Regions from separate parts of the Mus musculus genome. Here region 2 is linked to region 1. A link is a loop called in an ENCODE intact Hi-C map of the cell type or tissue named here. Cell type or tissue: heart. All regions are shown on one strand.

Region 1 (8,000 bases):
ATCCATCTCAAATTCTAGATTAATGAAAAAAAATGTGTCCAGTTTTCAAGGAATAATAACCATTAGCTATTTAATGCAAAGCTAATTTTTCTAAAAATCTATTAATATATGTTACCCAAACCCAGACTAACTCACACAACCTAGGTCCATACCTAGATTTAATCTTAAACTAGAGAAAGTTTTAACTTTGCTAGTCTATTTAATATCCACTTAAGACAAAAATTTTTAAAAATCACCTTTGTGTTTACGTCTATAGGACACAGTAACCTAGAATGGTAACATAATTTAACCATACAAATGCAAGCACGGTGAAAATTTTATTATGATTTTTTGAAGGTAAAATGTAAATTTTAAAATAATTTCAATTAACATAAAAAAACTGTGCTTTCAGCATATAAAAAAAGCAAATAAAAATTATCCATAGAACTACAAGAGCATATATGAGCCACACCAAAAAAATTAAAATTAAAATTAAAAAAAAGTAACTTTGGCTACCCTACCAGAAGACTGTACACAGAGGGACAAGCTGAAATTTTGAAATACTCTCACAGAAAGATTTCAGGGAGAAAAATTCTATTTCATAGCCCAACGTCTCCAGAAAGACTTTGGCCACAAATTTTGTTAGCCTTCTCTAGGCTCCTGGGGCCATTTAGTTAGTAGTTAACACCAGGGCTGAGCAGCCCAACAAGGGGCAAACAGCCACACGTGGCTACCGAGCGCTTGAAGTGTGGCCAGTCCATAATGAAATGTGCTACAAGTGTAAAAAGTCCACGTCCAGCTTCCAAAACTTAGCACAGAAATGCAGAAGTGCTAGCTGATGCTGTGTCTATCAATTGCATGTTGAAACAAAAATATTGTGTTAAGACCTTTTACATTAAAATCAATTTTTCTTCTTTTCCCTTTTGTTTTACTTATATGACTATAAGAAATGTTGGAGTTCTACGTATGACTTACATTTGTGCCTCATATTTCTGTCTGACACTGCCAAACTAGAAAGCAATCCAAAAATGAATTTATTAAAATATACTGGCCTAAAGGAGGAGGAGACATGAGCTTAAGAAAGATTGAGGAAAAACCAACTACATCATATGGAAATTAATATAAAGTTAGAAGATAAAATATGAGCTAATAATAAAGACATATCGTATAATGTCCTTTTTAACTGTATTTTGCTGCCTGGTCAATACCACTTAAGAGATGTTTTCCACTTAGCATAATCACCAACCTAACCCTATACTTAAGAATTCTCAAAACTTTTATTTTCAAAGAACTATTTTCTTAATGGGCAACAAACAGGCCACTTCAGTGATTTATCTAAAAATATCTTCAGTAGTGCTTCCAGAAGTTTCTCAAATAAAATTCCTTCCTAACTGACGTCACAGCAAGGATTACTGAAAGGACACCTCATCAGAATACTCCTTCAGGAGGGAAGATCAGACTCGTCACGAAAGCCAGGCCAGGAGCAGTGCGCTATGGTTGGTTCCCTAACATTAACTCTCTATACCTATAGTTTTGAAGTAGAACATTTTTTTTAAAAATCAGGATGGTCAAGAAACAGCCCTACATACCTAACCACTTTAGTATCAACACAGTCTACCCTGGAATTTCCAGAGCGGACAGACATCTCCCTAACTTCATTAAAGGCATTTTTTTTAATTGAAGAGGGTAAAAGGACTTTTCAAGATTAACCCATTTATCTTGCGAAATACGATTAGTTTGCAACGTCCCGAATGATAATTGAAAGGGCCACTAAGATTGTTACATGGAAGTGGCTTCCTCGATAAATACTGAGACATGAAAGCACTAAGTGCATCAAACAAAACGGAAATTAGGTTAAAAGTCTAACAAAAGTTTTCTAGATGGCAGGGTACAAGGAGCCGGGGCTTTTGGAGTCACATTGTGGTGTCCCTGACCACCTAGTGCCAAGACGCTGAGGTTAGACGCGGCCAGGTCTCCCTGAGCCAGGCAAACGCAAGAGCAAGCCAAAGGGGTGCCCGGATCCCAGCCGCCTACAGGCTGGAAACCCTGGCACCCAGCCGAGCCACCCCTCCCCCACAGCTGGGTTGTTCTGGGACGTGTGCTTTAGAAACCTTAGAACCAAACGCAAACAGCAGGGTCCTCTAGATCGAGTGAGCACCCACTAGGGGTCAGTTTCTGCTTGTCACTCATCCCCCGCCCACCCACCTCCCCTAGCTACTGGCAGTTTGAAGGTTGGCTCCTTTGTCTGAAAGTCTGCCTACCCAACCTAATCTGCTCAAAAAGAAAAGAAAGGAAAACCAGACGCTCGGGGCTGGCAGTGTTGGAGTCTTTTATTTCATGTTGTCACCAAGGTCACAGTCCTGACCCAGGTGATCCGCTGCTGATCCTGTAAAGGTGTCCATATTCTGAGGTTCCTGGTGTCCAGATGTCGGGAATCCTCTTGTCAGAGCTGGATACAGTTGTTGCCCTATCCAGGGGACTGATCGTCAAGGAAGGCGGCAGTGCAGGTGGCAGTGTGGACAGCACACTGCAGAGACAAGCGCAAGGAGACCACACAGCACTGTACAGAATAGTGGAAGCAGAATAAACGAGCTGGACCTTTAAAGTTCAGAAACGGACACACCTCAGAAGGCAGGTGTTTCTCTGAAGAAGAGAAAGCACCTGAGAAGTGCAGAGAAAACAGACCAAGCAACAGAAGCAGGAGATGAAAGTCTTTTCCTTTCTTGAACTCTGCAGTTTCACTTGTCATAGGAGAAGTAAAAGCATTTTACCTTCTGCCTCAATGGAAGACAGGAGTAGGGCCACGCCCAGGGCGGCCAGCGCTCGGGGAAGCCTGGTCTGCATGTTTGGGCCTCAAGCTCACAGCCTCATGAAGGGATCTGCAGGAGGAAGCAGTGATCCATCAGAACCCAGCCTGAGCAGGCCACGAACAAGGTTAGACTAGAGCCTAAACATGGACCAGAACCGAGCCAAATCTGCCTATAAAACAACAGGGCCCAGCCCAGCACATAATGGACCCATTGTGGAACCATGGAAGTCAAGCTCTTCCAATAGGTTTAATCAGGGCACTAGTAGGAAATTCTAGTTTAAAGAGAATATTCTTCCCCCAGGGAGCTGCTGCTGCCTGGTGCCCTGTAAAGGCCTGACCAGACCGCACATGACTTCATACTGCCAAGGTGATGGATAATTTAGAGGTCATTTTATCCCTGACTCAACCAAATGTGTCTTCCAGCTGGGTATTTCATTTGGCTGTTTTTCCCTAACTGCTAACCTCTTTAGGTAACTGTGCTTTAGTGGTCCCAGGGTAATTTGATAATAATAATAATAATAATAATAATAATAATAATAATAATAATAAACCTCATTTATTCTATTTTCTCCAGTTTATCCTGACTAAAAATATGCAAGTATGTCTTTAAGATCTGGAATAGATTACAGAGGGATGAGGAAGGCTCAAATGAACCCCAGTTCTTCTGATAACCGTGTCGTTTTCACATCTGATAAAACCTTTACCAAAGATGAGAGGGAACCAACTCTAAAATGCATAATAAAAAGAGACGAAGCCGTAGAAAAAGCAAAATGCCCTTGTCTGTTTCCCAAACATTCTTAGATTGTACAAACCGCAATAATTCTTCCTTGTGTTTAGCTATTTCTTAATGCTGGACGATTATAACTAATACAAGCCCCAGAGGTGAGAAGGTTCTTAATTTTTCCTGCCTTTGCAAATAGATTTCTTCCTTAACGGCAAAGAGTTCCACTCATCCTTTTTACTTTCTCAACACACAGTAGCTGTTTTAGCAGCAGAAAGGACTGCCCTAGTATATTCTATGATCCAATCCAGGAACAAAAGTTACCAGCAATTAGCTGGACTGGGAAGGTGTCTGTGGCCAAATGCAAAAAACAGAACGAGGAGATTCAGAAGTGCACACATAACTTTAAGGCTACACCATAGGCCTCATGACAAATAGCGGGGAGCACTCCCCCATTTGTGTTTGGGAATTCAAAAATAAGCCAAAGGTTGGGCTCTCCTTGAGAAAAAAGGAACTGACAGTCTCCAACCCTGCCTTTCCAAATCATTGGCACGAGGGTTAGGGCAGCTTTCCTCATCCGAGTGTAAATTGCATTTTACATGTCTGATGAGCAGGCAAGCCAAATTGCCCAGAGCTCCTTTTTATGAAGCCAATATTAAAATTTTGGCGCAGCTCTGGGATCTAAGGGGTTTTAGTAATGTCTTCTCCCCCTAATTAACAACAAACCCTTTCCTACATTAGTCAAAATTTGTAAAGATTAAAAAAGCATAAATGCTTCATTGTTGTCGTCACCCGGCCATAACGCTGATATGATAATTTAGAATGCAGTCCGCAGTTGTGCTCACGAAAAGTTAAAGAGTGGTAACCTACCCACAAAAATCGGTGTGCAGTATTTGGGGGGGGGGGGGGTGTTAAAAGGGTGAACAAAAAACTTGAGTTAGTCTAGTCTTAGTCTAGTGCGCCACCTATCGGCTTCCTGTCTCAGCATCAAGAATGAATCACTTCTCTTTGGGGTATCTGATGAATAACTCAGCCATCTCAGCCAGCCAAGAATTCCGTTCGTATACGTTTTAAAGAAAAACTTCTCTCTCCTTCTTAGCCAAAACATTTATCGGAGTGCTTAGCAACACTTCATTGAGCATTCTCAGACATAGATGTCTGAAAGCGGTAGCCCTTACGTGGCAGTAGGATTTCCCTCACTTCCCCTCATGAATGAAAATGAATCAACTGCCCGGAGTGGGGGCACTATGGGAACTGGTCTCTTTCGGACAACTTGCCCCTCCCCCACCCCTTGCTGGAAGGAGCCAACTTCTTAACTCTCTCAATTTAACTTTTTTTTTCAAACGCACACACAGGCACACAAATGTTTCGTGGGCCCATCTAGAGTCCAGGCGTCACCTACGTCTTCTATAAAGGCTACCTAGCCAAGGACGAGCTTAGACTTGTTTCTTCGCCCCCCTCCCCCAATCCTACCCCAGTATTCTTTAGAAGACCCTAACCTTGGAGCTGAGAGGAGGTGTATGCCAAAGATCTGAATTGGTCAGGGGATGGTGGCTGAGGAAGCCAGATGCAGGTCCCATTTGTCAACTGCTCTCAAATGCACTGACTCCACGCACTCTGATCTGTGCACTCAAAGACTGGAGGAGAACCCTCCTCAAAGGTCCCATTGACTGACCCTGGGTAAAACTTAATCCCAGTGCATTCAGGAGGAACCCAAAAAGGAAGTCTCAGAAGCTGCGAGAGCTGGCCTAACCCAGCAGCACTTTGAAAGCAGTGGAGGATGGAGCCAGGGCAGCTCCCCCGAGCATCTGGAGATGCCACTAGCGCCTAGTCTCCCCAAGCTGGAGCGCTTTCCACTGGCCCTCCATGGAATTCTTCGCGGAGCGTACAGTACTTCACTTCGTTTTCTGGCAATGCCTTGAGTCCCTGCTGCAAGCCTGGAGTCCCTGGCAAAGCCACCAGATTATAAAGAGCGACCTATGCAGCCCGTGCACTTCACTGAAAGCGACAGAGACTATAGAGGACATTGCCCTACAGATGGATACACTGAGTCCCACTTGGCACACAAGCAAGCCACCTTTCCTTCTCCCTCCAAAACTCCAAAGAAACCGCCAAACTCCTGTGCCACAGATCTATCTCGGGCACACTAATCAATCGCTTCCAAAGCCAAGCAGCCCCTGCTGGGCATTCTGCCAGCCCCGGGTTAAGGTGCAAGCAAGAAGCCACTTTCCCCAGTTATCTTTGGGAAAGGGCGCGAGGGGTGGGGGTTGGGGTGGGGAACAGAAGCCAGACTGACCTGAGCCGGAGGTGACAGAGGGAGCGGGCGTCCAGCAGCCTGCGCGTGGGACCCCCCGGGCCTGGGAGGGCGCTGCGCTCCGGGAGCACCTGGCGGCCGCCGGTGTGGAAAAGGCGATGGGAGCACCCAGCAGCAGCGCCTAGTGCGCAGAGTGAGCGGAGGCAGGGGGACTGAATGCAGCTGCGGGCGGACGCGTCTGCAGCGGCCGCCTTTGCCGACTGGGAAGAGACTCCGCGCCGCGGGCTACTTAATAGAGGGCTGTTCCCGGCTCTCAGTTTACTCGGTTACGAAACGCCTGAGAAGGTGGAAGGCTGCCACGGGTGATGTATGCTCCTCGGCGGTGAAGGAGGTCTACTTTTGGGAACGTGTGCATACTTCGAGCATTCCTTCGGCGTGAGGTGGCGATCGCCGTAGTAGCAATGCCCCTCCGGGGGCGGGGAGGAGGGAGGGAGAGAGGGGGACAGCCGCAGCCGGGTTCCCTGCCAAGGGAGGCCGCGGACTCCTCCGCTTGGGGCGGGCTAGGGGGCTCGGGTTTCCCTAACCCAACGAGTTTCTTTAATACGTTTATTTTTCTAAAATAAGAACAATGGAGAAGTGGGGAACGGATCTTCGTTTCAGAGCAGCGGGATGGGCATCCCCTTTGTCCCTCACCATTGCATCTCCGGCCGCCACCGTCCCCACGTCCACCTTCCTCCCCCTCTGTCCTGGGTGCACTTAAAACCGATTTACAGGCTTTCCATTAACTAACTGTCTGTGCACGCGGCGGGCCTCTGTCTTTCCCAGTCTCCAAGGCGCGACTTTGAAAACTCCGACAGCCGCCTGCCTGCTCCCGGCTCAGGGCTAGGATGGCTTTCCCAGGCCTGTCTGTCTAACCTAGTTTTTCAGGATAGAGATGGGAGGCTTCGATTCAGTCTGGAGGGAGGGAGAGGAAAGTTATTGGTACCTGGGGGCGGGGGCGGCGGGGGCATCCCAACGGGACACTTAAGAACAAGTTTTATTCTCCTTAGAAATTTCTTGTCAGTTTAAGAGTAAAATCTGGCCCACGTTGGGGCTTCAGGCAGCTCTTCCCTAAAAAATTCCTAGAGGTGAAAAGGACGGAGAGGAGCTCGCTCGGGGACGCTCGCACGCAGGCGCGAGCTACTGAGAAGGCCAACTAGGAGCCGGATACTCCGCCAGCACACGGGCTCTTTTCTGCAGCTCCCCGGTTCCCGGCACTCCACCCCTTGGACGCAGTGGGAGTCTGGCACTTGAAGTTGCCAAATTGTACAAGACGCATGGGATGAAGTGTCCAGTAGTCACACGTTGTTATCCGGAAAGGGCTCGAAGACGGATTCCTACACGCGTTTGTGAGCTCAGAACTCGCTCCGCGAATTTCCCGCCCCTTGAAGCCCAGAGACGTCGCCTCAGCAGGGTTGGGCTAGTGGGTACTGGAAACAGGACAGGGCTCTAGACCCTGGAGTAGACCGCCCCTTGGTAGCAGAAGTTGCGAGCACACCTGACTTAAGCCTTTCTTCCATGCTTGATCTTACCTCTGCAGATTTGACTTCCCTGCTCTAGGCACATTAGTGTTGGAATTGACCAAAACTCTGCACGCTTTTTCCCAGTTCCCTTGCGCCTTGCCCCACGCACGGGCGGCCTCTGGCCAGAGCTAACCAGAGCAAGAGAGGAGCCTGGAAGAAAAGAAACGAGAAAAATGAGAATGGCCACCACCTCTGCACATTCTTGGAGCACGCAGGGCCCACTCAAAGGCCGCTGAGCAACTTGCACAAAGCGCCCACACAATGCGCAGGCTTTTCCCTCATGTCTCCACAGTTCTGGTGTCTGCCTAGACCCTCCAGCCAGGGTGTGAACGCATCTGGAAGATGCAAACACCAATGTATGCGACACAGCTGATCTTTTACATCCCTGTGATGCTCAGAGCCACCCAGGAGCAGCGAGCCCCCTCTTCATGCCTGAAGGGAACTCAGCTTCCAAGCCTGCTCTTCAGCAGGACATGCACATGTAGGGAAAAGCGTCCAGTATGGTCCCCAGACACGTAAAGGAAGGTGGCAACAAGACAGACCAGGGCTATGGTTCCAGCACCCCACTGTGAAGGTGAAGGACTACACCAGCCATAGAAGGACACACACACACAAGCACAATGACACTCCCTATCTAGAAAGGGAGAGCTGGACAAGTGGAGAGTGTCTATCCCT
Region 2 (8,000 bases), 200 kb before region 1:
CTGTTTATCTTTTGTGTAGAGAAAGGCCACTGATTTGTTTGAGTTAATTTTATATCCAGCTACTTCACTGAAGTTGTTTATCAGGTTTAGGAATTCTCTGGTAGAATTTTTGGGGTCACTTATATGTACTATCATATCATCTGCAAATAGTGATATTTTGACATCTTCCTTTCCAATTTGTATTCCTTTAATCTCCTTTTGTTGTCTAATTGCTTTGACTAGGACTTCAAGTGCTATATTGAATAAGTAGGGTGAGAATGGACAGCCTTGTCCAGTCCCTGATTTTAAAACCTTCCACTCATTGTGGAAACATGATTGGCATAAAAGCATTATGTGCAGGAAGACAGCCACTATTTCCCAGAGTAGAAATCCTGAATTTTAAAACATGCCTTTCATTTGCTTAAATTTATTAAAAACATTTTCAGTTGGGACAAGTTAGCCAGGTCAGGAGACTCTAGAAATATAAAGTTGTTCTAATCATTAGAAGTGGAAGTGGAAAGGTTCTGTTTAGAAAAAGCTAGATTAGTATGTGTTTTAATCAATACTTTACTCAAAATTCATTATTTTTCCTGGTAACTCAAAGGTTTTGAAGAGCCTCAAGTTTTCTCAGTGATCTAGATTTCCTCAAAGTGTGAATGTGGTCAATTCTTAAGGAAAAGCAGAGAACAGAGATTTGTCTTCCTTGAAATCTGCACAGAGAGAGTGAGAATGTTGGTATGATTCCAATTCACACTTTTCTTGATGAACTTTTCAAACATTTGCCAGTGTTAGGCTTTGTGACTCTCCTAATTCTTTAACAGTCTAATGAATTAAACAATATAATATGGTATCCTTAGATGCCTGCAATTGTGTGAGGCTGAGCAAATTCTGCTAGTAATTCATACATGTTATTTTTCTTTTTAGGAATTATTTTTACACTTTATAGTAGATATATAAGTATATAGATGGATATATATATATATATATATATACTTACTAATTTTGTCATAGTTTTGAAAATACTATTGATGAATTAATGGATATTATAAACTATTCTTTAGTGTAAATAATTTCATTTCTCATTTTGGGGGTATTAGGTTTGCAAGTAAATATTGTGATTATTCTGTTGCATAGAATATAGCCACAATGTAGCATGTGGTATGAATTCATAAAGATTTTTTCAGCTCCAAAGAACAAAGTTATATTGTTTAATAGAGCAAGTTAGAGCAGTCTCAGAAAGAAAAATGTTGTGTGTTTTCATTTAAATCTGGCACTTAGATTTTATGTAAATGGAATCAGATATGTATATATGACATGAAAACTGACCCAGGGACCAAAAGGAGAGAAAGGGTGAAAATTGAAGGTAATTTGGTATGAGAGAATAGATATGCTCACTGCACAATAGAAACTTATATGAAAATTTCCTTATGTAACAAGTATCATGTACAGAGAATATCCAAACAACATTTGTAACAATCGAGCAGAGAACTGTTCCTGAATATGGGTAACTGTTCATTATTATTGATACTAATATAAAAGTAGGATTAAAGCCTTTGTTGAATTGTATTATTCTACTTGTATAAAATATATTAGTATATGGGCAGATGCTCAATGGTTAGCATTTTCAAGATCTTTGTTTTGAAAAACAGAAGTCCAGTTTCATGAGTATGAGCTGTACTGCACACAGCTCCTTACAATATAACCAGATGTTTCATGTCCTGAGGCGCCTAGATGAGGGAAACACGCTCAACATTGTTTAAGCCAACATCTCTCAAAAGCAATTCCTAGCTACACTCTTCTCATTAGAAAAGAAACCATAATCTATCATCTGACCCAGGACTCTTCGAGCACAACCTGAGAAACAGCATAAAAACCCAATCATCCGGAAAGACTATCTCGAGATCCTCGGAACGAAGCAACTTTAACTCTGTTTTCATACTTTCCCCCCCCTCTAATGTCTGGATATGGTTTTGAAAAACAAAACATGTATTGTCTTACAGATAGAACACACGGTATCTTTCACCTTGAAAATAAGAGAAAAAAATTACCCAAACTGATTTCCATGATACCACTAATGATTCTATTTTTTAAAGCAAAGATGGATATTTAGCTAGACACATTCAGGATGGGTTTAGGGTTGGGTCTATTCTCGTCCCTTCTCAGATGCTAAGGAGTGTGCGTTTGTGAGCTGATGCACTCACTACCGCTTCCTGGGCAAGGCTCTCCTCCGTTGGCATGGGAGGAAGAAGCAGAGGATGGGGAAAGAGTGGGTGACCAGCAAGCTGGCCAGATGAGTGTTCAAACAAACAAGCACTTCTTCCCCTCTGGTCCAGCCCGGCAGACTGCAGCAGCTCTCCACTTCCCTGGAGATTGTGAGCATGTAAATTGTCGGTTGAAGTGAGGTTTCAAAAGTCAAGGAAAATATCAATGACTTGCTTCTCATTATCTTACTTACAGAAATGTCTACCCCTGTACTTGTTAAAAAGACCTTTAAAAATGTTTTTCTTAAAAAAAAAAAAAAAGTTCAACTTATAAAAGCATTCAGCTGAGCCTGAGTAGCCCAGACCTGGGGTCCTACGGGGTCCCCAAACCCAAAGACACAGGTTTAGCAAGACGCTTTCTCATATGGTGGCACTTACTGGCATCACATTCTTAGGCAAGCAACAACTTGGAAGGAGCAATGCTGATTCCAGCAGAAAGATTTTATTAAAACTGTAGGCAAAATACAAATGGTATTCATATCAGAAAGGCTGTTGCCAAAGGCCTCCAGGGCAAGGAAAACTTGGTACGGAGCACGGCAGTCCTGTGACTCAGGCTGAGGCAGAGTTGTGTAAAAGTCTCTCAAGGTTACTTAGAAGACCGATAGAAAGAACAGCCAGCCATCTGGGGAAGGACAATTGGTTCTGAACAAAGAAAATATTAGAACTAAAATTGAAAACAAAACCAAGCTTCTACTTAAGCAAGGTCCAGCAAGTCAGAAGCTGCTTACACGAAGCCAGAACTGTCAGCTATGATCATGGTAAATCTCCTCACTGCCCTGGCACAATTAAAGTTTGCAATGGGTACAATAACTGACTTTTCATCGAGGTTGCTGAATGTCCCAGCTCAGCAACCGAAGCCGGCACAGGCGAAGAAAACCTTGTCTTTCAGTGTTTACTGACTCCTAACCAAGAAAAGGAGATGGACTCTGCAGCAGATAAATATGTACATAATGTAGGTTACAACGCACACATTCTTAAATCCACATGCTCACTATTTCTGGTCGGAGCTTAATTTGAAGTGATAAATGCATCTGAGCTTCCTGTAAGAAACCTTGGGTACCTGTAGCTTTCATTATCAAGCCCTGACTCTTCACACCTTTCTGGGATTTTTTGTTTGGTTCTTGGAGCACAAATCCCTGTTTTCATTTCTCTATACGCTTAAGCATTTTAGAAAAAAAAAGAATAAAAGGAAGCAGAGAAAGCTGTAAATCTGAAGTCAATACTACTTAAGTTGTTCTTGAAAATCTGCATCAAATATTGTCTACCTACTGGGAGCACACTAGGCACCTACTGTGTACTCAGAAGGAGACACTAAAAGAACAAATAAACTGTTCCCAATGGAAGGTGGTTTTGTTCTACAGTTTTCCTCAGATTTTAGCCAATATTTTTATTAGCGTTGTTAGCACTGGATTATAGAGACACACTGTTCAAATTGAAAAAACTTTAGCAAGCCTCATTTAACAAGAAAGATGTCCAAGCATGAGTTAAGCAAGGCACTCAAAGTCACAAATATAAGAATAACAGATCAGAAATTCTTGTCCGGACAACCTGGCTACAGAGCCTGTTTCTCAAGGACACCCTCTTTCACCTCCCCTGCACCACTGCCTCCACAAATAGCCACCAAGTGCCCTGAATTCCTAAGGGCTAAAAGCAGGCTCTGCTCTCCACAGCCCAATGCCCCAGCTACTGAATTTTAAGTCTAAGTGCAGCTCAATCTACAGATAAACAAATTCCCAGAGTTGAACTGCCATGTTTGTTTCCTGTACCTCCCAAAGTCAAAGAGCTGGTGACTCACAGGACCTAGTAATAGCTCTGTCTGGGAAGTCCTCTTCATCCTGCCAGGTCAGTGAGAACTGTCTTCACTCTGTCTCCACTTCACACAAGAGAGCAGGCACCATGTTCAGTGCAGTCTTTCTCATAGTTCTTTCTCTGGGAGTGGCGACTTCCCCAGAATCAGACATCGGTATCTCTCAGTTTCCATCTTCAGCTGTTTGTGAAACAACCTGGACTAACCTGGACATGCATTTAATCTTAACGGGGACAGAAGGGAAAGGAAGAGAAGGCAGGGTGGGGGAAGAAAGGAGGAATGGGAGGGGGAGAAAGAAGGGAAAGGAGGGGAAGGGGAGGGGAAGAGGAGGAAGAAGGAAAAGGAGGGGAAGGAAGAGAAGGGAAGGGGGAAGAAGACGGGAGAGTTTAGGTGGGAAAAGGGAGAGGGGAGGGGAAGGGAGAGGGGAGGGGAAGGGAGAGGGGAGGGGAAGGGAGAGGGGAGGGAAAGGAAAGGGGAGGGGAAGGGGAAGGGAAGGGAAGGGAAGGAAATACTCAGAGGACAGAGAAGACAAACTGGTGGCTGAAATGATGTAGACAGCAGAGTATGATGTAGACAGCAGAGTGCTATGCAGATAGGATGGTGGGTAGGTGGTGCACCACAGTCACTTTGGGTAAGATAGGCAGTGGTTTAAGAAACTTTGAGTTGTTTTCTTTTTCAGCTCTGGCATCCTTTTGTGAACAGAAGAGGGCTATAAAGTATAATCCACTCAACTTTCCCAGTTTTGTCAGAGGCATCAGTATACAGCCCCCATTTCAAAAAAAATTTAATTAGGATAATGTTAATAGTTTCCTAGTGTGGTGATGCGTAGTCAGTGGGTTTTAGCGGCTTTGGGGAGCACAGTACCATTCTGAGAAAATACGAACTCTTAATATTTCCTACTTCTTAACACATGCGCTAAGTCTTAAGGTCAGCATCCAGGTGGCATGCATGGGTCAGAGGGCCACACACTGAATGCATTTGGGCAAGTGGAGTATATTGACATGTCCCCTGCAGTTAAAGGAAAATCTGGGAACCACTTCTCATCGAGGCTAGATGTGGTGGTTACTTCCCACAGAAATGCAAGTTTTACTGCAATAGAGAGAAGCACTGGAGAGCCAGAGAAAAGGAGTTCTAAAAATAGCCATGTGCATCCTCTCAGCTTTTTTTGAAACGTCACTAAGCAATTGACCCTTTGATATTTCCAGTGTGTTATAACTGGTGAGTGGTCAGCAAGTTGAATACACTAGTCTTCCTCCTGAACCTATGAATACAAAGTCCCAGCTGTGCTCACATGGGATTGATGAAGAATCATCTGCCATGAGCATTTGTTCATCATCTCTCGATCTTGCCTGGCACACGTAGCTGGGTCCAAGGCTATGAAAGGTCCTGTCTCAAAAAAGTAAGATAAACCTAAGGAATAACATCCAAAACTGTGGCTGTCCTTTGTATTCACACACATACACACACACTCACACACACACACACTCACACACACACACACGCACACACACACACGAAGAAACAGGTACTGTCTAAATGAAAGTGAATAACCAGGCAGGGCTAGATGCCCCTTTCATTACAGCTGTAGGGTACAGACAGGTAGAACCTATGTATTTGTTGACCAGCTAGCATAGCCTGGATGGTGAGCATTAGGTTCAATGAGAGAACTTGTTTCAGAAAATAAGTTGGAGAGCAACAGTGGAAGGCATCTGTTGTCCTCCTCTGACCTACATCTCTTTACACATCCATAGCTGTAGATAGACACTCCTACACATAGGCATATCTATCACATGCACACAAAAGTGAGAATGAATTGAGGATATGAACACATACAACAGCAGCTCGTTAAACTAAGATTAAAAGTTCTTACCGCAAAGTTAGAGTTTTGTAAAGGCTTCATTAGAAACAGGCTCACTTCACCATATTCCTTCTAGAAAGGTTTGTAAGTGGTGACTTATTTAAACACTTGTGGAAAGCAACGCTTTGTTCCAGGCTAAAGTGAACAATGATTTCATCCCCTTCCTTTTCATGTACCTCTATGCTGAGAGTCAACCCCATTAAAATTTATAGAGAACTGATGGGATTTTATATTTGTTGGATGTGATTTTCAAATAAATTCAGTAATTATATCCTGAAACCCATTTACACAAAGGCTGTCCTGTGAGCATTGCTGAAATACAAGTGACTTCTAAGAACTTTTAATAACGTGCTAGTTTTCCCATCAATGAGGTAATTCACATTTTGCCAAATTCCCATTTTTGATATTTATAGCCTAGGTCTACTGCTAACTAAAAGCTGGTTTAAAATGAGAAAGTCAGATTAGGGAACATTTACACTGAATTTCAATACAATGAGGACAGGGTTTATGAAGATAGGATGGGATGATTGAACCAGTATGGGATAATCTTATGCCTTGACTGCTTTTCAGGGCAGCTTTGACAGCAAATGCTATGACCTGCCATCACACAAAACTCTTCAAAATATACAAGTTAGTTTCAGCTCCAAAACTATGATCCAAGTTCCTCTGTACTATGGTTTTCACAGTGTAGAATCAAATGCACCAAACTGTGCCTACCATATTGGGTTTGATTCTACTACCCTTGATGTGAGCAGTCTTTAGGTTTGGCTGTTATGAATGCAGGCGTATCTTTTCTTGGCGGAGGTCCTTTAAGAAGGAGAGAAGCAGGACATGAAAGCATGCTGAACAAATCTGTGTCATAAGAAGAGCATGTGTGGCAGAGGATGGCCTTGTTGGACATCAGTGGGAGAAGAGGCCCTTGGGCCTGAGGGTGTTCGATGCCCCAGTGTAAGGGAATGCCAGGAAAGGAAGAAGGGAGTGGGTGGGTGGATGGGTCGGGGAGCACCCTCATAGAGGCAGGGGCACATGGGATAGGGAGTTTCTGAAGGAGAGACCTAGAAAGGGGAAAATATTTGAAATGTAAATAAAGAAAATATCCAATAAAAATATTTTCAAAAGAAATGGAATGAAATAAAAAGAAGCAGCATTTCGGAATGCAAACGAAGGTAAGAGAAAGGTCAGATAAAAAAACTTTTAAATTACAGAACTTCCCTTGATTTGCTCCCCCCCCCCCATTCAGTGGCTTTTAAGCACATGAATCATGAGAGTTACAATTCGATAATTCCACAAACTCTGCATGTCAACAGCTGCTAAAATGAGAACACTGAACAGCTTTTCTTCTTCCCCTATACATAAGAAAATTATAAAGTTTCATGGTGATCTAATATCAAACGGATTTGGGAGAAAGGTATTTTTTACCTCATATGTATCCAAAATTCTGTCTTGGTATTAGGGACCCTCACGAGGCCAAGTTCTACAGACGATCTCTCAATCTATGTATACCAGCATAGAAACCTCTGAGGGCCACCAGTTAGTATTAAGAACCAACTAAAAGAGAATAGATTTTCTGAGTTAGAAATAAGATAGCCTCTGCAACTTGCCCTAGATCTGAACCAAGAAGTAAGCCATCTATAAAATGAAGAGACAAAGGGACTTGCTACCTTGTCCAATTTGTATCACCTATATGCATGTTCAAGCAGAGGGTAGGAATTTCTAAGAAGCACTATTGAGCACCAGAGAGATTACAAAATTCCCACTGGCAAAGAATCTGCATGAAAGACAGTAGATGACAGCCTGCCTTGAGGCAAGCATTGGCCCTCGGAAAGTATTCTCCAGCCAGAGACACTTTACAACCAAGAAGGAGTCACTGAATGTACACAGATACAAGAGGGTTGTGCTGTTCCCAGCCACAGGCATTCCAACGAAGCGTCTGGTCTTGCATTTGCACCTTTCTTCAGTGGAACTGCAAAAATCATAATGAGACGGGCAAACATTGTTACAATGACAAGTGGTGATGGTGTTGAGAAAGTAGAAAGCAAGGAAGCGGCAAACAAAGCAAGCCACTGACCAGGAAAGGAGCTGCAGCCAGCTAAGC

Evidence for each region. A loop is a pair of places that touch in the nucleus more often than their neighbours do. Peaks named below come from ENCODE experiments on the same cell type or tissue, not always from the same donor. Only the 100,000 strongest peaks of a DNase experiment are listed, where the experiment ranks them.
Region 2: a loop joins it to region 1, with 2.6 times the contacts of the local background. A loop is called at or near these places in 2 of 42 quality-filtered maps.

What each region holds. Positions count from the first base shown.
Region 1 is chr9:79,712,614-79,720,613 of GRCm38, forward strand. It overlaps Col12a1 (collagen, type XII, alpha 1), which reads right to left and starts at 6,109. Exons shown (of 66, transcript NM_001290308.1): 1 at 5,806-6,109; 2 at 2,751-2,858. The coding sequence starts at 2,823. In heart, CTCF peaks have their summits at 2,027 and 4,506; DNase peaks (open chromatin) are centred at 2,028 and 6,108; H3K4me3 peaks cover 4,955 bases; H3K27ac peaks cover 5,084 bases; H3K27me3 peaks cover 651 bases.
Region 2 is chr9:79,514,885-79,522,884 of GRCm38, forward strand. Gm10635 (predicted gene 10635) reads right to left here and starts at 4,418. Exons shown (of 3, transcript NR_045336.1): 1 at 4,036-4,418. In heart, no CTCF peak of the experiment used is centred here; a DNase peak (open chromatin) is centred at 3,937; H3K4me3 peaks cover 417 bases; H3K27ac peaks cover 2,544 bases.